2 separate regions of the Homo sapiens genome follow, and region 2 is linked to region 1. A link is an interaction called in ENCODE POLR2A ChIA-PET data of the cell type or tissue named here. Cell type or tissue: Caco-2. All regions are shown on one strand. Each heading gives the region's core, and the rest is flanking DNA. Links, peaks and the distances in the headings are about the cores only.

What was found. Peaks named below come from ENCODE experiments on the same cell type or tissue, not always from the same donor. Only the 100,000 strongest peaks of a DNase experiment are listed, where the experiment ranks them.
Region 2: POLR2A ChIA-PET joins it to region 1 with 7 read pairs; 2 of 35 experiments call an interaction of 5 or more read pairs at or near these places.

The regions. Positions count from the first base shown.
Region 1 is chr1:200,105,628-200,108,547 of GRCh38, reverse strand. All of the region lies in intron 5 of NR5A2 (nuclear receptor subfamily 5 group A member 2), which reads right to left. LOC107985244 (a long non-coding RNA gene) reads left to right here. Exons shown (of 3, transcript XR_001738358.2): 2 at 89-143. Among named protein-coding and RNA genes, the nearest start is that of NR5A2, 79 kb to the right of the region's middle. In Caco-2, for the core only: no CTCF peak of the experiment used is centred there; no DNase peak of the experiment used is centred there.
Region 2 is chr1:200,273,961-200,276,880 of GRCh38, reverse strand. No RefSeq gene overlaps it. Among named protein-coding and RNA genes, the nearest start is that of LINC00862, 98 kb to the left of the region's middle. In Caco-2, for the core only: no CTCF peak of the experiment used is centred there; DNase peaks (open chromatin) are centred at 1,290 and 2,550.

The sequences.
Region 1 (2,920 bases), core at 107-2,606:
ATCCCCAAAGTCTATTTATGGACACCTAAAAAGGATTCCAGCTTAAGAACCTATTTATACAAGAAAATTTATTATTCCCATTTTGCAGGTGGAAAAATGGAAGAACTGAGACTATCTTCTGGCCATGAACAGAAGGAGAAAAGGTGGGTGAAAATTAAGAGAAGTATGTCAGCCAGGTGTGGTGGCTCACAGCCATAATCCCAACACTTTGGGAGGCCGAGGTGGGAGGATCACTTGAGTGCAGGAGTTCAAGACCAGACTGGGCAACATAGGGAGATTACAAAAAAATGTAAAAATTAGCTAAGTGTGGTGGCACACACCTGCTACTCCGGAGGCTGAGGTGGGAGGACTGCTTGAACCCAGGAGGTTGAGGCTGAAGTAAGACATGACTGTGCCACTGCATTCCAGGCTGGGTGACAGAGCAAGACCCTGACACACACACACACACACACACACACACACACACGTATGTCTTCTAGAGCCATCTCATCAAGGGGTCTTCCTCTTCATTTGCATTTGATGGTTCCTGTCCTTCATATATAACTTGACAGAAATAGTTACGGTAACAAGACCTTGCCACAATTAAGCCATACTAAAATTGTAAGACAACAATCTGAGGCCGGGTGCCATGTCTTATGCCTGTAATCCCAGCACTTTGGGAGGCCGAGGCTGGCGGATCCCTTGAGGCCAGGAATTCAAGACCAGTCTGGCCAACATGGTGAAACCCCGTCTCTTAAAAAACTAGCCAGGTCTGGTGGCAGGCGCCTGTAATCCCAGCTACTCGGGAGGCTGAGACAGGAGAATTGCTTGAACCCAGAGGGCAGAGGTTGCAGTGAGCCGAGATCGTGTCACTGCACTTCAGCCTGGGTGACAGAACAAGACTCTGTCTCAAAACAAGCAAAAAACAGTCTGACTTTTCCTAGATTTCTTTTCTTTTAGGATGCTGAGGACACACTTCAAAATCTGCATATCCTCTGTTCCTCTGCTTCTCTAAAAATTGCAGGAATAGGTGAAATTGAGCCTGTCTGTTTTCTGTAATTAGTACTTCATTTTTGTTTTGTATTCTGTGCTGTTCACATTATCCTGTCTTCCTTTGTGTCTAACACGGCATCTCCTATAATCTCCCTGCTTTCGCAAAGTATTATGATTGTTTGCTTATTGTTCTGCCTTCCCTGAGGGCAGGGACGGATTCTGAAGCTACAGCTCCCAAGTGTCTTCCCTGGTGCCTGGCAAAAAAAAAAAAAGCCACTTAATAAATGCTTGCTAAATGAAGGAACAAATGACTGAATTACTTTCACTTCTGCAGTTTTCTGTGTATCTTGTGCATCTAGCCCACAACATAAGCAAACAACTCTTTCATTGTTTGTTTGTAGAATTAATGACAATCTTTACAGGGCAGTGACTACCTCAGCAACTTGCATCTGACCCTTCTCACACGTGCCCTGCAGGTCTGCACCCACAGCTGGCCCTTGGTAAAGACTTGACTGATTGTTAATTTTAACACCCAACGCCGCCCCCGCCACTCGAGCAATTGATTCCTTGTTTTAATACTCTCCGAGGAGGTTTTCTATGCCAACATTCCATTTCATTATTTTCCATAATTGATTATGTGGTATTTTATATTATCTTGAAATTGGTGAGTGTGCAGCTTCATGGTGCTTTGGATAACATAGTTTTTACGCAGCTCTATGAATAAAAAAAATAGGGTAAATGTGATGCCTGGCTTGTTCCCTTGTTCTCAACAATTGAGCAATGTTGACAATTTTGAAGATTTTTTGTTTTTTAAGAAAAACAGAGTTATGGGGGTGTGGGTAGAAAAAGGAAGGGGAGAAAAATAATCTACTTCTTTTAAGCAAATTCTCCAGGTATTAATGCTGTCAATAAACAATTTAGAGTGGCATCTAGGCAGTTCTGGGAAGAAGACCAAAGAAGTTTAAGTTCCACATTATATAGCAAAACCTCTCACTAGTGGTTAGCAATACCACCTCATATAATCGTGTGTTATCAGCTACAATAAAAGGAAGGGCTTATCTCAGAAACCTAGTTACTTATCAGAGAAACTATTTATATTGATATTATAGATGAGAGTGTAAAGGAATACAAGTCCCATATTGTTATGAAGCACAACTTCCCATAACCCAGAAAGTTAATCATTAGAAACTTGTACTTTTTCATAAGAAGAGTGAATCTAGGCCGGGCATGGTGGCTCACGCCTGTAATCCCAGCACTTTGGGAGGCCAAGGCAGGCAGATCACAAGGTCAGGAGTTCGAGACCAGCCTGGCCAACATAGTGAAACCCCGTCTCTACTAAAAATACAAAAAATTAGGTGGGCATGGTGGCGGGTGCCTGTAATCCCAGCTATTTAGGAGGCTGAGGCAGGAGAATCACTGGAACCCAGGAGGCAGAGGTTGCAATGAGCCGAGATGGCACCACTGCCCTCCAGCCTGGGCCACACAGCAAGACTCTGTCTCAAAAAAAAAAAGAAGAGTGAATCTGGCCAACAATTAGAAGAAAAATGTGTAGATCTTTGTCAAGCCCACATTTAGCCTATCAAAACCTTTTTGCGGCCCCCTCCCATTTCCCTTTTAATAGTCCAGCAAGTGAGCTGTTATTTTACTTTCCTTATTGCAGAGGCTTTTTAAAATTGACGTCATAGATCCTTGACCTCCTGGGCTCAAGCAATTCTCCCATCTCAGCCTCTTGAGTAGCTAGGACCACCAGAACTCACCACCATGCCGGCTAATTTTTTTTCTTTTTTGTAGAGACGAGTTCTCACTATGTTGCCCAGACTGGTTTTGAACTCCTAGACTCAAGGTATCCTCCTGCCTTGGTGTTCCAAAGTGCTGGGACTATGGGTATGACCCCCGGAGCCTGGCCAGTGATTAAACTTTAAGAAAGAGATTTTTAAAGAAAACATTC
Region 2 (2,920 bases), core at 209-2,708, 170 kb before region 1:
CTATGGATTACGAATCCAGTTCATTAAACCAAATCTCTCTCCTCTCTCTCTCTCTCTCTCTCACTTTCTCTCTCTCTGTCTCTCTCTCTCTCTCTCTCTCTCTCTCTCTCTCTCACACACACACACATTTCTGTAACTACCAGTTTAAAGGATTGAGTGATCCTGAAGACGTGTGGAGAGATAGACCCTGCCCATGCTGTTAGCAGTGGTCACCTGCTGGGGGTGCAGGGAGATAAGAAAAAAAGTCTATCAAAGACTAAAGAAAAGAAAAGCTCATTATAGAAATGTTAAAAATCAGGACACAAATATTCTATCATGGATATTACTTACAATGCGTAAACAATGAAAACGCAGATGGACAAGGACCTGATTGTAACAGGAATAAAAGTAATACTTGGGTAAGAGGATTATGAGCAAAAGGAAAAATACATGAACACAAGACAGAGATATCCAGACAAACAAAATAAACATTAAACACCTTAGGATAGCAGCCTATGTGTGGGAGGAGAGAGGATGGGAGTGAGTAGGAAGATCAAAAGGAAATTTAAAAAATATTAAAGAGAAGGCACGTGTACAGCCCAGTGACATTGAATGGAGGTGGGAGTATGATGAACTCAACACTCTGCACCTAAGGTTAAAAAAAGTCAAATAAGAACTTTCCCCTAGAGTAGCTTATGTAAAGAACAACAATACTAGAACTTACATAGAGCAAGATGTACCCTCGACTTTAGGGTCCACTTTTCCACAGAGCGTAATTCAAGGATGACTGCGGTGAGCCACGTCCCCAGAGGTAGAGTAACTAAAATTTAGCAAGAGTCTGAGTAAGGACTAGTAAGTGTCATTATTATTCCATGCATGGGAATTCCCAGATCTGTCCTCCATGGACTCAGGCTAGCGTTACCTGTAATGATCAGCAAGAGAAGGAACGAACGTTCAGCCCATCAATGCCGTTGCTCTTGTAAACCAGACTAGATCACCCTGGGGAGAATATTAGCTATTAATTAGTTCCTTTAAATAGTGCCTTTGAACTTTTGGAATTAAAATTAATTGATGGTCTAAAGGAATGCCATGTAATTTCTATGGCATTGAGACTTTCTTCCCCTGGGATTAATCTGACTTTGTTCTTTCCCCCTCATTTTCCCAAGCTTGGATCTTTTTAACAGCCGATTGCACTTATCTTTTGAGCTTTGAACCCTGCCCCAGTGGATAAGTAATTTCATTTAGGTAAACAGTCTCCAGAAATAGATTCAAACAGTGAGCAAACAGCTTGTTTGTGATAACAGGCCCTGCCTTGCAGCCTGGTGTGTGAGGCTAACGGTCTCACGTCTGCTGATGGCGGTAGCTGACTTCCCCTCTTTGTAAACTGTCCCCCAGATGTGTTGCATTCTCTCAAGGTGGAAGGCAGGTCTTGTAAATAAACTGGGTTTCTCCAGGACTGATGCAGGGACCAGAGAGTCACATATAACGGCAGAGTGGTTTGTCCTGTCGGGAGGGTCTCACTGTCTGGTGTCGACCATCCTTGTCATGAGCCCGGGGGTTGCTCAAAGACCGAGATAACACAGTTGCCTTCCCTCTGCTGGAACGCATCCTATATATGACACTCATTATAGTTAATGGGCTGTTAGCTTTTCCATTAAGGGATTCTTCTAAGGGTTTATAACCTGGTAATAACAATAATTTGCTTCAGGCGGAAACTCCTGTAACAGGTATGAACAGCCCAACTCTTATCAATGTTGCTTGGGCTGGGGGAGTTGGGTCTGCTCCATACAGCATGCAAAAGGAAACTTGTCCAGGAACTAGAGGTTTTTCCCTTATTTATTTTCTTTTACAGTCACAATTGTAATAGCTGTATTTGGTATAAAATATTTCCAGAGAGGACGGTGTCATTGAGAGTCCTGAATGGGGCCAGCACATCTGCCATGAGAGCTCTGGGAATGTTGTGTGATTGGTGGTTGTGAGAAGCCAGATGCGGAGATCAGTCAGGAAACCCGAATGCTGATTCCAACTCCACAGTATATTAGCGTGGCTACCTGAAGAGCAGAGAGAACCCTAGCCCCCTTCTTAGCACAACTCACAAAGGCCTGAGTGGTCAGGCAGCCCACACAAAGTCCATGAAGGATCCACATTTATCCAAATACTGAAAGCTCTGGGCTTTGAAGAAGGCCATCCAGCATCCTATAGACCACAGGCAATGTTCTTGAGTGGCTTGGCCTGAGACACTTACTAACACAGGGCTAGGCTTCATGCTTGAAAAGAAGGTTACATGGTGTAATATTATGATATAATTATAATGATGTAATATTATGGTATAATAACCAAATATATACATTTGGTTTCTGCTTCTGGTTCCTGGCACATAGCTCCTAAAATCCTTGGAATCTCCAAAGTGATGTGTATTTGCATGCTGTCACGATGAACTGGTATATGTGTGTGTTTTAGGGTAGTGGTGGGGCCTGGATAGCCTCAGGATGGAAGCTGGTTGCCAGAGGAACCAACTATGTGATTAGAGGGTTGGAATTTATAGTCTTCTGTCCTCAACCCCCACCCTCGACCTCTGCCCTGAAGGAGGAGAGAGGGACTGAAGGTTGAGTTGATCACCAATGGCCAATGATGTAATCAGTCATGCCTATGTAATGAAGCTGCCATAAAAACCCAAAAGGACAGGATTCGAGAGCTTCTGGATTGCTGAACACATGGAGGTTCTTGAAGGGTGGCCCATCAGGAGGGGGCATGGAAGCTCCGTGCCCCTTCCTGGGTACCTTGCCCTGTATTACTTCATCTGGATGCTTATCTGTGTCCTTTGCAATACCCTTTATAACAAATAGGTAAATGTAAGTAAAGTATTTCTCTTGAGTTTTTTTAGAATATGAAGAATATATATATATATTCTTCATATATATATGAAGAATATATATATATA